Regions from separate parts of the Homo sapiens genome. Here region 1 is linked to region 2. Evidence: read pairs that join two places in POLR2A ChIA-PET (ENCODE). Cell type or tissue: HepG2. All regions are shown on one strand. Links, peaks and the distances in the headings refer to the core of each region. The heading gives the core; the rest is flanking DNA.

Evidence for each region. ChIA-PET counts read pairs that join two places held together with the same protein. Peaks named below come from ENCODE experiments on the same cell type or tissue, not always from the same donor. Only the 100,000 strongest peaks of a DNase experiment are listed, where the experiment ranks them.
Region 1: POLR2A ChIA-PET joins it to region 2 with 5 read pairs; 2 of 35 experiments call an interaction of 5 or more read pairs at or near these places.

What each region holds. Positions count from the first base shown.
Region 1 is chr4:87,915,672-87,923,360 of GRCh38, forward strand. No RefSeq gene overlaps it. Among named protein-coding and RNA genes, the nearest start is that of SPP1, 56 kb to the right of the region's middle. RefSeq lists silencers at 3,686-3,980, 4,206-4,500 and enhancers at 6,036-6,563, 6,564-7,090. In HepG2, for the core only: no CTCF peak of the experiment used is centred there; no DNase peak of the experiment used is centred there.
Region 2 is chr4:89,118,714-89,126,402 of GRCh38, forward strand. No RefSeq gene overlaps it. Among named protein-coding and RNA genes, the nearest start is that of TIGD2, 11 kb to the left of the region's middle. In HepG2, for the core only: no CTCF peak of the experiment used is centred there; DNase peaks (open chromatin) are centred at 3,518 and 4,878; H3K4me3 peaks cover 1,603 bases.

The DNA of each region.
Region 1 (7,689 bases), core at 1,556-5,555, 1.2 Mb before region 2:
GGTGCTCAGTGGCCAAAAAGAATAACAAATATATGCCACGGATTTTTCCTTAGGCATTATATGCTGCCAAATGGCTACCAGCAGCTCCAAAAGCCCCCCAGGTCCAACTCGTACAATGAGCGCATCTGTGCTTCTTCCTGCTGACCTGGCAAAACACTCGTTCCCCACTGGCTCTGACAACGTTTCATGCCCAAGTCTGAACAAATCACATGGTCAGGGGAATGTATGCCTTTGACTGGCCAGCACTGAATCACATGCCCACTCCTGGAGATGGAGACAGTGTTATCCCTACTTGAAGCATTTGAAGTACTTATTCTGAGAGCAGAGAATACAGCCCTCCAGAGAGAAACTGCTAGATAGTTTCCAAAAGAATGAATGGAAGAAAGAATAGGAGATGAGGAGGTGGGTAAAGGCAACAAATGTTTTTTACAAATATTTTGATATCCAACTTAACTTCTCAGTTCAACCAAGAAACGGAATCAAGTTTCTGGTCAGACCATGTGTTCTGATTTGGATGATCTTTGATTTGGTCATTCTAATAAAAATAATTGCAATAATAGTACTAAGAATGACACTTGTATGGTGCTAGGTTTCTCTAAGTTACATACATATAAGTTATATATATAGATAAAGTTATATATATAACTTAATTATGTTCTAACTAAATATATGTGTGTGTATATATATGTGTGTATATATGTATGTATACATATATATATATAAAATCTTCACAACCTTATGCTATATATTATTACCATCATTTTATAGATGAAAGGACTGAGACCCAGGATGTTAAATAATTTGATCAAGATCAGATCATTGGTTGAGTAGAGTAACTGGTATTTGAACCCAGGCAGTCTGACTTGAATCCATTCTCTTAACTATATAGTATAAATTCCAAAGAGAGTACATTACCTGTCACTGGTGATCTTTAAGAAGAATCTAGGTAATCGCTAAAGGGAGTTGTGAAAGATATTTTTCTATTTAAATCAAGATTGATGATATTTCTCTCCTCTCAGTTGGCTGAATGCAGAGAAGTGCCTTATGGAGAACCTACAATTACTCCCTGTGGCCCAGCAGTGTGGGTTCTGCTATCCGGGGGCAGGTCAGGCTGGGGGGACTGTATGACTCATGTTTCCCAGGCTGGCCCATGTGCTAATATGCTCTAGCTTCCTTCAAGGAAAGCTACTTCTGGATGTTTGTGGCCTGTCTGGGTGTTCGCAGTTATCCCCCACTCCAAAAATTCCCCTAGAATGCCTAAGCATTGGCCAGTGAATCCTCATCTCCACATTTCCAAGCAGCTTCTGTAGTCTGGGGCTGCTCAAAGATCTGCTGTGCATAGATAAAAAGGCTTTGCTAATCTGGTTGACCAGCCTCTCATTCCCCTCTCCTACATCCACGTGATGGCAAAGGAGGAGCCACAAATCCTTCCCAAACCTTGTACACAAATCTGTTAGTAACAATACAAATTGCACTTGAATGACAATCTACTACCAATTACATTAAACTGTCAGTTTCCACATTCACCTGTAGCAATTTTTACTTTTTCTGAACCATTCTCGTCATGTCAAATATTGAACCTGTGAGAGTAAAGTTATGTCCATATGCACTATGAGACGGGCATTGCTGACCTCTACCCAACAAATCATTGCACCTGCTTCTTCCAGCTGACAGAGCCCTGTTCTTGGGACAGGAACTGAAAATGTCAGATTCAGTTGTTTCAGCTATAAGTCCATTACTGGAAATCCTTGTTTTTTTGCAAAATTAGGCCCTAAAAATAACAGAGCTTATAGGAAAAAGAAGGGGTTGGGGGTTAAAGTAGACCTAAAAAAAAATAGTGGGTATTTCAGAATATAACTTGGACAACCCCAGGCAGGTAGTTAAGATAGCTAGAGCTACTCAGGATATAATAAAATGCATTAAAACAACATGGACTATTCATTTCTGGTTCATGTATTCACATATGGTTCATATATGTTATGCTTAAGAAGTCACTTTAAAAAGAGAAAGAAAGAAAGAACAATATGGAATGCATTCCAGAATTCTGAGACAGTGAGGCTGCTGATAGAGTCGGTATAGTGTCAGGCCTCTGAGCCCAAGCTAAGCCATTATATCCCCTGTGACCTGCACATATACATCTAGATGGCCTGAAGTAACTGAAGAATCACAAAAGAAGTGAAAATGGCCTGTTCCTGCCTTAACTGATGGCATTACCTTGTAAAATGCCTTCTCCTGGCTCATCCTGGCTCAAAAGCTCCCCTACTGAGCACCTTGTGTCCCCCACCCCTGCCCACCAGAGAACAACCCCCTTTGACTGTAATTTTCCTTTACCTACCCAAATCCTATAAAACGGCCCCACCCCTATCTCTCTTCGCTGACTCTCTTTTCAGACTCAGCCCACCTGCACTCAGGTGAAGTAAACAGCCTTGTTGTTCACACAAATCCTGTTTGGTGGTCTCTTCACACGGATGCAAGTGAAATATAGGAGGAAGTGCAACCCGCCACAGGCTTAGAGTTGTATGAGACTCAGGAGTAACAGGTGCCCTCACATAAGGGAGTGTCGGGAATAAGCATTCATTTTAAATTTTCTTTCACAAAGTTAAAAAAGTTTCCTGCCTGTACAGCTAAAGGCTTTTACTTTTCCTGCTAAACGTTATTATTAATTCTCTCTCCTGCTAGGCTGCTATATTCTGCTTTTTTGCTACACCAACACAACTTCCAGAGTATATCGACATAATTCCCCTATTTATCAATGCATGTCTGTGTACTAATTCATTTTCTGGAAATGGATGTGGCAGAACAGACTGTACCCCCTCTCCAAGCCTGCCTGCAGCAGGCAATGGCCATGTGACTTGGTTCTGACCAATGAAATAAATATAGGGAGACTGCTGAGAAAGCCTCAAGAAGAACCTCTTCCTTTCCTATTTTACATTTTGTCATATGAGGATATAATACTTGGAGCAACTGATGCCATTGTATAGCCATGGAGAGAGATACTGCTGCCACACTGATGGTGAAGAAGAGTAGGAGGAGAAGGAGGAGGAGGAGGAGGAGGGAAGGAGGAGGTGAAAAAGAAGAAAAGAGAAGAGAGGGAAGGGAAGGGAAGGGGAGGGAAAGGGAGGGAGGGAGGGCAGGGGAGGGGAGGGGAGGGAAGGGAAGAGGGGAAAAAAGGCAAGAAAAGAGGGGCCAGGTCCTTGATGACAGCATCGAGACACTGAAACAACCCTAGAACTATTTATCTCCAATTCAAACTTTTAAGCCACTTTTGGCTTTATTTTGTTTTATTTATTTTATTTTATTTTTAGAAAGACAGAACCTCACTCCATCACCCAGGCTGGAGTGCGTGATCATAACTCACTGCAGTCTTGAATTCCTGGGCTCAAGTGAGCCTCCCACCTCAGTCTCCCAACCTAGATAATTTTTTAATTTTTTGTGAAGACTGGAGTCTAGCCATGTTGCCTTGGCTGATCTTGAATTCCTGGCCTCAAGCGATCCTCCTGCCTTGGACTCCCAAAGCACTGAGATTACAGGCATGAGCCACTGTGCCAGGCAGGTCTTATTCCCTTTACCTGCAGCACGCCAATATCTCCTGCATTTCCTGTAGAGCACTATGAAAGGAAAATAAATCTTGGAATCTCAAAATAACTAAGCCAAGAGTAAAGTCAAGCTGGGAACTATGTTAGGCAGACCTGCCTCCCATTTTATTCCTAAATAAGATAGCTACAAAGATAAGAAGCTACATATCTCCCTTACAATTTGCCCACAGGAAATTCCTTGTGGACAAAGGACAGACAGAGCTCAAAATCATCCCTGTGAGGCTCACCTGAGACAAACGCATACCTGATTGCTTCCTCTGCCCTATTGTTTATGTAAAAATGCAGATTCACTAAGTCAGACTAGATTGTGCATTCAGTGGAAGGCTGATCAAGGACTCAAAAGAATGCAACCTTTTGTCTCTTATCTACTTCTAACCTGGAAGCCTTCACTTCAAGTTGTCCCACCTTCCCAGAATGAACCAATATACATCTTACACATATTGATTGATGTCTCATGTCTCCCTAAAATGTATAAAAGCAAACTGTACCCCTGGCCACCTCGGTCACATACTGTCAGGACTTCCTGAGGCTGTGTTACGGGTGTGTCCTTAACCTTGGCAAAATAAACTTTCTAAATTGACTGAGACCTGTCTCTGATATTTGGGGTTCACAGCACTCACAAATCTACTGTATTTGTTTCCTACGGGCCTGTAACAAAGTATCACAGACTGGGTGACTTAAAGAACAGAAATTTATTGTCTCACAGTTCTGGAGCCTGGAAGTCCAAGATCAAGGTGTGGGCAGGGTTAGTTCCTTCTGAGAGCTAAGAGAAAAGGATCTGTTCTAGCCTCTCTTCTTGGCTTGTAGATAGCGATCTTCTCTCTACGCCTGTTCATACCCAAATTTCCTCTTTTTGTATGAACACCAGTCATACTGCATTAGGGCCTACCCTAGTGACCTTATTTTAACTTGGTTACCTCTGTAAAGACCCTATCTCCAAATAAGGTCACATTTTGAGATACTTGGGGGAGAGGGCTTTAACATAAGAATTTGAAGGTGAGGGAGACATCATTTAACCCCAAACACCCACATAATACTCTGAGACCTGGACAAATGTATTCCCCTTTCACATACCTTTGTGAAATGTTAGTTATACAAGTCCACAATCCTTTATCTGAAGCCCTTGGGGCCAGAGGTGTTCGGGAGTTCAGAATTATCTTGATTTTTATAAAGATAATGATATTTATATATGTATATTACAGAAGAGTCTAGGGCAATACCCCATAATCAATCATATTGTAATCCAAAAATAAAATTCTAAGCCTCCCAACTGACTGAATGGATCCTTTCTCTCTGCCAAGGGCATTACGAAGTTAACCTGAAAAACTAGTTCAGACTATGATGGGAAGAGGGGACAGCCAAACATCCCTCATTATACTCTCCTCCCTTTGGAATTCAGGCACAACTGACCAGCATTAACATTAAAACAGAGATCTTAAGACTGACAAAATAGGCACTTTGTAGCAATAATATACCAAATTCCAACCTGACTCTAGTATCTCATCACATGACATATAGCAGGCCCTGAAAGAAATCTGAGTATTTTATCCCAAAATATATTTCTTTGACATATTTTGAAATGACCCTGCAAAGCTGTCTCCTACGGGAAAAATCTACATTGTATAGAGAATCCCCTTCCATTTCCAGGTCTTTTCCTGATCCAGGAGAGATTAATTAAGAGTTTGGTAACTTTTGGAGTCTAATAAGAGACATTTTCATCTATTCTTTCTGAAGGCTGCTACCTGGAGGCTTCATCTACATAGTAAGAAGCTTGGCCTCCAAAATCCCTTATCTTAACTCAGACATTCCTTTCTATTGATTCCAGTTCTTTAGCTAATAACTCTATCAACCAAGTGCTAGTCAGGAAACCTTTGAAGCTACCTATGACTTGAAAGCCTCTGCTTCAAGTTGTCCTCCCTTTCTGGACCAAGCCAACTTAGGCCTTATATATATTGATTGATGTCTGCCTGTAACTTCTGTCCCCCTAAAATGTACAAAATCAAGCTGTAATCCAACCACCTTGGGCACATGTTCTCAGGACCTCTTGAGACTGTGCCTCGGGCCTTGGTTATTCATATTTGGCTTAGAATAAATCCTTTCAAATATTTTACAAAGTTTGACTCTTTTTCATCCACAATGTTAACCTTATTGCAGTAAAACAAAGAAATATTCCCGCTACACAAGAGAAAGACTATGAAAACCTTCACAGTAATTCAGGTCAGGTTTTGCTATCAAATGAATTTTTAAAAATGTTTGTTTTCATGCTTTCATAATTTCAGAATTGTAGATAAGGGATTTTGGACCTGAATTGCCTACTCTCTGTCACTTGAAACCTTACTCAATTTCTAAGTTTGCCCAACCTTTCTTCCCTGAGCTTTTCCTCCTTCTCTCCTTTCTTCTATGACTAGTTGTTCCATTTCCTGTCTCCTTATCTTCTTTCCTTCCCAAGACTTTTAGAAGAACAGTTAATTTTTCGTTGATGCCCTTACCAATCTGCACAAGCAAATTTAAGTAGAAACATCTGTACATCCCTTATGTCAGGCCTCTGAGCCCAAGCCAAGCCATCGCGTCCCCTGTGACTTGCACGTATACACGCCCAGATGGCCTGAAGTAACTAAAGAATCACAAAAGAAGTGAATATGCCCTGCCCCACCTTAACTGATGACATTCCACCACAAAAGAAGTGTAAATGGCCGGTCCTTGCCTTAAGTGATGACATTACCTTGTGAAAGTCCTTTTCCTGGCTCATCCTGGCTCAAAAAGCACTCCCACTGAGCACCTTGCGACCCCCACTCCTACCCGCCAGAGAACAACCCCCTTTGACTGTAATTTTCCTTTACCTACCCAAATCCTATAAAACGGCCCCACCCCTATCTCCCTTCACTGACTCTCTTTTCGGACTCAGCCCACCTGCACCCAGGTGATTAAAAGCTTTATTGCTCACACAAAGCCTGTTTGGTGGTCTCTTCACACAGACGCGCATGAAATTTGGTGCCGTGACTTGGATCGGGGGACCTCCCTTGGGAGCTCAATCCCCTGTCCTCCTGTTCTTTGCTCGGTGAGAAAGATCCACCTACGACCTCAGGTCCTCAGACTGACCAGCCCAAGGAACATCTCACCAATTTTAAATCAGGTAAGCAGCCTCTTCTTACTCTCTTCTCCAACCTCTCTCACTGTCCCTCAACCACTTTCTCCTTTCCACTCTTCACTCTCCCTTCTCTTAATTTCAATTCCTTTCATTTTCTGGGAGAGACAAAGGAGACATGTTTTATCCGTGGACCGAAAACTCCGGCGCCGGTCACGGACTGGGAAGGCAGCCTTCCCTTGGTGTTTAATCAATGCAGGGACGCCTCTCTGATTATTCACCCACATTTCAAAGGTGTCAGACCACGCAGGGACGCCTGCCTTGGTCCTTCACCCTTAGCGGCAAGTCCCACTTTTCTGGGAAAGGGGCAAGTACCCCAACCCCTTCTCTCCTTGTCTCTACCCCTTCTCTGCTTTTCTGGGGGAGGGGCAAGTACCCCTCAACCCCTTCTCCTTCACCCTTAGCAGCAAGTCCCGCTTTTCTGGCGGAGGGGCAAGTACCACAACCTCATATCTCTGCGCCCCAATCCCTTATTTCCGTGCCCCAACCTCTTATATCTCTGCACCTCAACCCCTTATTTCTGTGCCCCAACCCCTTATTTCCATGCCTCGACCCCTTATTTCTGCGCCCCATCCCTTATTTCCATGCCCTGACCTCTTATCTCTGTGCCCCAACCCCTTTTCCCACTTTTCTGGAAAGTAAGAACCCCCAAACCCCTTCCCTCTGTTTCTCTACTCTCTCTTTTCTCTAGGCTTGCTTCCTTCACTATAGGCAAGCTTCCACCCTCCATTCCTCCTTCTACTCCCTTGGCCTGTGTTCTCAAAAACTTAAAACCTCTTCAACTCATACCTGACCTAAAACCTAAATGCCTTATTTTCTTCTGCAATGCCGCTTGACCCCAATACAAACTCAACAGTAGTTCCAAATAGCCAGAAAATGGCACTTTGAATTTTTCCATCCTGCAAGATCTAAATAATTCTTGTCGTAAAATAGGCAAATGGTCTGAGG
Region 2 (7,689 bases), core at 1,902-5,901:
CTTACCAAATTACTCAAAATCTTATCTTTAAAGACATGCTGCTTTATTCCTTTTAAATATATAAAGTAGGCCAGGCACGGTGGCTCATGCCTATAATCCCAGCACTTCGGGAGGCCGAGGCGGGTGGATCACGAGGTCAGGAAATCAAGACCATCCTGGCTAACACGTGAAACCCTGTCTCTACTAAAAATACAAAAAATTAGCCAGGCGTGGTGGCGGGTGCCTGTAGTCCCAGCTACTCGGGAGGCTGAGGCAGGAGAATCGCTTGAACCCGGGAGGCAGAGGTTGCAGTGAGCCGAGACCGTGCCACTGCACTGCAGCCTGGGTGACAGAGCAAGACTCCGTCTCAAAAAAAAATTATATATGTAGTATATATGTAAATATATATGTAGTATATATGTATATATATATAGTATATATGTAAATATATATAAATTGAAGAGCTAACAAAATGTAGTCAAATAGTGGTTTTACTGGCCATACTTCTAATGATTTGTATGTAAATTAATTCTGGTAAGTTTTTAGATTGTTCAAGAACAGTTGTTTTTCCTGTTTATTTATATTATCCACAATGGGTTTTTGTTTATCTGTATTTTATTCAGAGTTCCTTGGTTTGAACCTGGTGTCCTGTTCCAGGCATCCAGCCAGGATACTACATTATGTTTAGTCATTGTGTGTTCTTAGGCTCCTCTTGGCTGTACTAGTTTCTTAGAATTTCCTCGTTTTTGATTGTCTGGACATGATGATCTTGACAGTTTTGAGGAAAAGTGGTCAGGTATTTTGTAGAATGTCCCTCATATGATAAAAAGTTTTTTAGTTCTTTGTGCATTTCTTGCCCCCACTAACACAAAATAGACTGTGAAAGTGCCATTATTAAAGATACATTAAAGTATGAGAGAAAGATAAATTCTTATAAGAATCTGGGAAGGCTTTTCATCACAAGTAATGTTGTCCATGAAGTAATTAGTTGTGTTTGTGATAGAATAGGGGGTGTCACGTGAAAATCAAGAGTGCAGGTCATGTTCTAGTAACAGACTAATAGAATTGCAATGTGATGCGAGTAAGGTGCAATTAGAAGTAACAGTGTTAAAGTTTGGCAGGGGCCTGAGAGCTTTTTTCCCTCCTGACACCAAATAAATGGTATCTTTTCCAACAACACTTCTCTAACTCTCTGACATCAACTATGTGTCCTACAATTCTGACACTAACTACCCAGAATTAGGATCAGATTCCACAGATTCAAGGGCTCAGTCCTACAAGATTGCCCTCATTTCTGATGCCAGTTGCAAGTATTAGGCCCCCAGATTAGTCAGGCATTCTCCCAATACTTCCTCAGACTTGATAATTTACTAGAATGACTCATAGAACCCAGGAAAATGCTACACTTACTAGTAGTTTATTCTAAAGGATACAAATGAACAAGCGATACATAGGGGGAGGTCTAGAAGGGTCCTGAGTGCAGGCTTTATCCCTTTGGAGTTGGGATGTACCATCCTTCTAGCACGTGGATGTGTTCACCGACTTAGAAGCTCCCTAAACCCCAGAGGCATTATCGATGGCCAAGCTTTTCTTTTGTCCCATATCGATGCCAGGGGTGGTGTGGCTGGCTGCCCTGGGTCCATCACGTTCCTCAGTGGGACCCCTATGGCCAAGGGATTTAGAGTCAGAAGACTTACAGCCAATTCAATGTTTTAGGCCAAATGGGAATGGAGGTGGGCAGGCGCTCAGAAAACTCCTTTAATTAAGCAACATAAGAGACCAAAACCAAAAGCCAAAAAACCAGGTTACAAAATTGACTTGTTTATATCGATAGTGCCTCTGGCATATGTTGACCATAAAAGGAATATGAACTAAAAAAATAAAATCCTAAGCCTCCCGACAGACTGAATGGACCCGCTCTTGGCCAAACGGGATCCCCAAAACCCTGAAAATCTATCAGGGTATGGCAGGAAGTGGGCATTGGACACACCTCATTGTGCCCACCCCCCGCCCTTTGGAATTTAGGCACAAGTGACCACCACTAACATTAAAATAGAGATTATAAGACCGACAAAACCGACTCTTGTAACAACAAAATACCAAATTATAAACAGGACCTAAGACCATGCAGGCAGGGGTTAAGTGATACATGCCTACACTTAAAGAGTAAGCTGGCCGGGTGCGGTGGCTCACGCCTGTAATCCCAGCACTTTGGGAGGCCGAGGCCGGTGGATCACGAGGTCAGGAGATCGAGATCATCTTGGCTAACACAGTGAAACCCCGTCTCTACAAAAAAAAAAAAATACAAAAAGCCGGGTGTGGTGGCGGGCGCCTGTAGTCCCAGCTACTCTGGAGGCTGAGGCAGGAGAATGGCATGAACCCAGGAAGCGGAGCTTGCAGTGACCCGAGATCGCGCCACTGCACTCCAGCCTGGGTGACAGAGCAAGGCTCCGTCTCAAAAAAAAAAAAAAAAAAAAAATAGTAAGCTGTGTTCTAGCTGCTACAAGGGTTTTCTTTTTCCCTAACAGTTAGACAAGCACTGGCCTCAAACTCACTGGCCCCCAGCCCCTGTTCCATCAGCCATAACTACAGATTTAATTAACACGAGACTGACTTTAATAATTTTCACCTGATAGAAGACCACGGACTATGGGCTAGTTCTAGCTGGTTTACAGAAATTGCACACTTGCGTGCCTTTCTGCCCTGAAAAGACCTTTTAATGTATAGGACCTAATTGTAATACGTTTAAATATTAAGTCTCCACCACAAAATAACATGGGTCATATGTTACATGCATATTTGTTGAATGCACATGGGTCAGGACCACCTTCATGAATATTCCTAGCCCCTCCTGCAACCTGTTAAATATGTAAGTTCAGCCAACATGTTGTCATATTCCCACAGGACCTCCAAGCACGATTGATAGGGGAGAATGTGCACTATAATTAAGACTGAGTGGTATGTGTACATCCTAGATAATTCTGGAAACAAATCCTCAGCCCTATGAGACATGCATAAGCAAATTAATGCTATGTCTTATCCCACAATGTCCTAAGTCAGTGGCTCTCCTCATGGTTTGGATCAGGCCCCTCTTGGTGAAAAAAAGTTGCTCATAATTTTAGCCATGATTATAGGGCTAGGTTTATTCTGCTGCTGTAGACTCTATTGCAGTTACACACTCACCATGATGCTCTAGCAGATCTCTTCCTTAAGCCCATGGACTCACAAATATTTTCCACTCCAAGTGGTGAGGTTCCATTCCACTGCACCTTAACTGCACCCCGTTTCAGCAGGAAGTACCTAGATGGAGCACATCACCCCCTTTCCATAGAAATGAAATGGAACTTGACAGTGGGGAGTTGTAACCAAGAGTGTCAGCTTTAAAATGTATTTTAAAGCCTTCCCACTAGCCTTAAAGTGTATTTAAAAGGTTTTTTTCCTTTTTTTTTCTCTCCTTCCCCCTGGACACTGCCTTATACCATGACCTTATGACCAACTTATACATGCTTATCTAACTGTATGCTTGCTTAGAAATTCCAGGGGCTGGCCGGGCGCGGTGACTCACGCCTATAATCCTAGCACTTTGGGAGGCCGAGGTGGGCAGATCACTGGAGATCAAGACCATCCTGGCTAACACCGTGAAACCCTGTCTCTACTAAAAATACAAAAAAAAAAAAAAATTAGCTGGGCGTGGTGGCGGGCGCCTGTAGTCCCAGCTGCTCTGGAGGCTGAGGCAGGAGAATGGCATGAACCCGGGAGGTAGATCTTGCAGTGAGCCGAGCTGAGATCGCACCACTGCACTCCAGCCTGGGGGACAGGGCAAAAAAAAAAAAAAAAAGAAAAGAAATTCCAGGGGCTAATCTTGAAACAGCCCAGGCCTGGAGACCCAGCTGCAGATTACCTCAAGGTGGTTAATCTACAACCTGGTCACAGTCGACATGGGACCAGCTAGTACTCCAGGTGGACAGTAACTCAAGATAGCCATCGGAACAAGACATGCAGACCTGTACTCTATACGATTCCTGCGTGTTTCCCACACCAGGTTTCCCTTTTATAAACCCCTTCAGTCAGCCTTAAAATTTGAGTTATCATTTTGAGACTCGAGTCCGGACATGTCCTCAACTGCTAGCATTTTATTAAAACTGCTTTCCTTTCACCACACTTGGCATCTCATGTATCTGGCTTTTCAAACTGTGAATAGCCAGACCTAAGTTCTGTTATAGGACAATACTTTCACAAGGAAAATGTGTTCCCTACTTTTAGGCAAACGAGAGGAGAGCAGAGGACACTTCCTGCATCTGTTGATTCTCAGTTGCCTTCAGCTCAAATAATCCTTATGCCGAAGTGGCATGTTTTTGGGTGGCATGACCTGAACCCCTTCAGTCCTTAGTAGTTTCTTAGCTTCTCAGAATCACAAATCTTTTTTTTTTTTTCCTTTCCTTTCCGAAATAGCCTGGCTCTTGCAAGTGAAAACCTTGCTTTCCAGATTATTGTTTCTACTGCACTCTTTTTTTTTTTTTTTTTTTTTTTGCCTTTGGTCTACTTTGAAAGTCAAAGCTAAGCAAAGACTTCTTTGTTCTCACCATTATTTGTGTTTTCCCTGAAGCAGTCAAGCTATAGGACAAGAATTACTGGGAATGAGAAGTGTGTTGGCTATTATTTTTAAGATTCTGTATTTTCACCTCAGAAAAAAAAATTATCCCACATTCTATAAATTTGGATCTCCCAGAGATAGAAAGACCACCCAGAGCGTAGAGCCTTCCGTCATCTCAGGGAGAATCCCTCTCCATTATGCATTTTCACTCCCGCTTTCAGCAAGACAAATTCCTCTTTGTTTCACGCACTTCAATTTAGCAAGCAAGCAACTTTTAGCGCTTGTGCAAGTAACCTTTGTATCTCACCCTCTACCCCGGGCAGCTTAGAAAAGACTTTTTTCCTTAACAGACAGTCATCTTAAAAGAATTCTAGAGTCAGCTATTAGAAAAACAAACAAACTTGTTCTCCACTTCCTTATACTCTACCTGTCTGCTCTCCTGTTTCAGTGAATAGAGGAGGCCTCAGAGCTTCATGGTGCTGGATACACCAGTACAGAGTTGTTGAAAGGAAGGAGTCTTCTTTACCTTTCTTAAGGTCTAAGTAACATTGTGAGTGAAAATATCATCAGGCAAAGAATTATCTGTGCATTATGTTAACTTAGTAAAATGTCCTTGCAGGCACAGAAAAACACAAAAGGTCTGGACAGCTTTTTAAAATAAGTAGATTTGTAAATCATTTAAAAGAGGTTGGAAAGTGAAGTCTGATGGGGCAATGGAACACACACTGGGGCTTGAGGCCTAGGTGTACGTGGTCCCTTCTCTTGCCTCTTAGGACCGGCTCTCAGCTGCCAGCTCTGCGACCTTTGTCACTACAGATCCCACCCACCTTTTTTTTTTTTTGAAACGGAGTCTCACTCTGTCACCCAGGCTGGAGTGCAGTGGCGTGATCTTGGCTCACTGCAACCTCCGCCTCCCGGGTTCAGGCGATTCTCCTGCCTAGGCCTCCTGAGTAGCTGGGACTACAGGTGTGCGCAACCACACCTGGCTAATTTTTTGTATTTTTAGTGGAGACCGGGTTTCACCATGTTAGCCAGGATGGTCTCGATCTCCTGACCTCGTGATCTGCCCCCCTCGGCTCCCAAAGTGCCACCCAGCTTCTTTCTCCCCACTCCTGCCTGGTGACCACTGCCAGCTTCCTCCCCTGGCAGGGGCCTGGGCACAAATTCACAGAGGTTGAGGTTGGGCATGTTGCCCAAGGGCATATTGGGTAAGGCATGGCAGGAGGTATTTTGCCCCAGGCTGATAGTGCTGTGGTGCATTAGGTGGGGATTGGCTGGGGTGAGCTGCTCACTCACCCCAATCCAGGTACTGAGCAGCTCTGACAGGTTGTAATCTCTGGGTAGTTACCCATTGCTCTGGGTTGGGAAGGCAGACACATGGGAAGAGGAGATTGGCTTTCCCACCCCCAGCCAGGACAGGGTGCATTATTGTGGCAGTGGACTGCAGGGTGGGCACAGGCACCTGTGAGGGTCTGCACTTGTCCAGCAAATGTACCTGTGCCCAAAGGTGTGTGACATTCAATAGCAAATTTAAAAAACCAGCATGATAGGTCCAAAGAGAGACTGCAGAAGAAAGGGAAATGCTTATATATTACTACCTTTAACAACACCTTTATTTTAAGGGGCCCCATATTTTCATTTTGCACTGGGCCCTGCAAATTAGGTAGCCAACTCTGCTTTCCACTATTTCACATCCCACATTCAGGGAATACAAGTCTCAATATAGAGGACTGTAGAGAGTAAAGGAGAATCAATATGGGTATACAGCCTTCTTACAGCACTGGGAGCAATATATTTGCAGGGTACCATCATTTTCATAAATTGCATTGCAGAGTACTTCAGATTTTTAAAAATAAATTCCCATCCAGCAATTACAGACATAAGAGATCCCACTTTAGTCCAGCATAGCCATACTACACACTGGCTTAGGACATTCATGGCCATCTCTAAATGAGGTCTAGGTAAGAAAGAAAATCTTGGAACACCCAAGTGGATAGTGAGAGGGATAACATTCTATGTACCCTTCAACCAACAAATAAATAATGTACCCTAATAGCTCTGTGTTGGGAGGGAGAAAGGATACAGCCTACGAAAATTATTATGAAAGTTCAGAGTTAAGAGCATGCAGTGGCTTTTCTTTGCAAAACAGAAACAACCTATAGAAAATATGCACTTTTCTTCATTAAGATGCAAAAATACATGGGCTCTATGAAGCAATGCTGAAGATACACATTCAGCAGACTGAGATGGTGAGTTAACCAAAATGAGCAACTTTCCAGGAAAGCAAAAATAGAGTATCAGAATTAAAGTCTTCATTGGAGATGGTAAGGAGCAAGATTAACATTGTAAAATGTTCAATTAGTAATTTTCATGATAAACTGGAAACAATTTCCCAGAATGCAGAAGATAAGGTTGAGAAAAGCAGGTTGGTTGGTTTCCTGTTTGAATATGAACTGGAGGAAGAGAGCAAAAGCCCCTTACTCAAGCTCTAGCTTACCTAACTCTCAGCCAATCAGTAACAAAAGATCCAAGAAGTTATCAAATGCAAGTTCTTAATGGAGGGGGCTAGGGACTTCCTCAGGGATCTGGAGACACTTCAACCCCTTCCTCCTTTTAATGCTAAAAATCTTGCCTGGGGTAGAGATTTATAATACTGAGGATGCATACAATGTATGAAGAAGTATGTTGAGCCACTGCACAAATGCTAGAAAGACTTATATACATGCCCTGATGTAATCCTTCCCTGTAGAAAGGCCCTATAAAACATACCCACACACTATCCTCAGGGATTAACCCATTCCCCTTTCCTTTCAGTGCTGACTCCCTTGTGCGCAAGCTGAATAAAACTCTTTTGTTGCTATGTTTGGTGATCTCTCTTGATTTCTATCATGGGAGAGCTCAAGAACCCAGGGCACCAGTAACAAGGTCACGGAATAAAAATGATGAGGTGACAGAAAGTAAACAACCCAAACTCTAAATTTGCAATAATCAAAATTAAATTCCATTATATGCTTGAACTGAAAATAGGAATAGGTAGTGGGAATACTAATTACTGAATAGCAGAGAATATCAATGGAGAGAGATTGTTCATTTTAAACTATCAAGACAGCTCACAA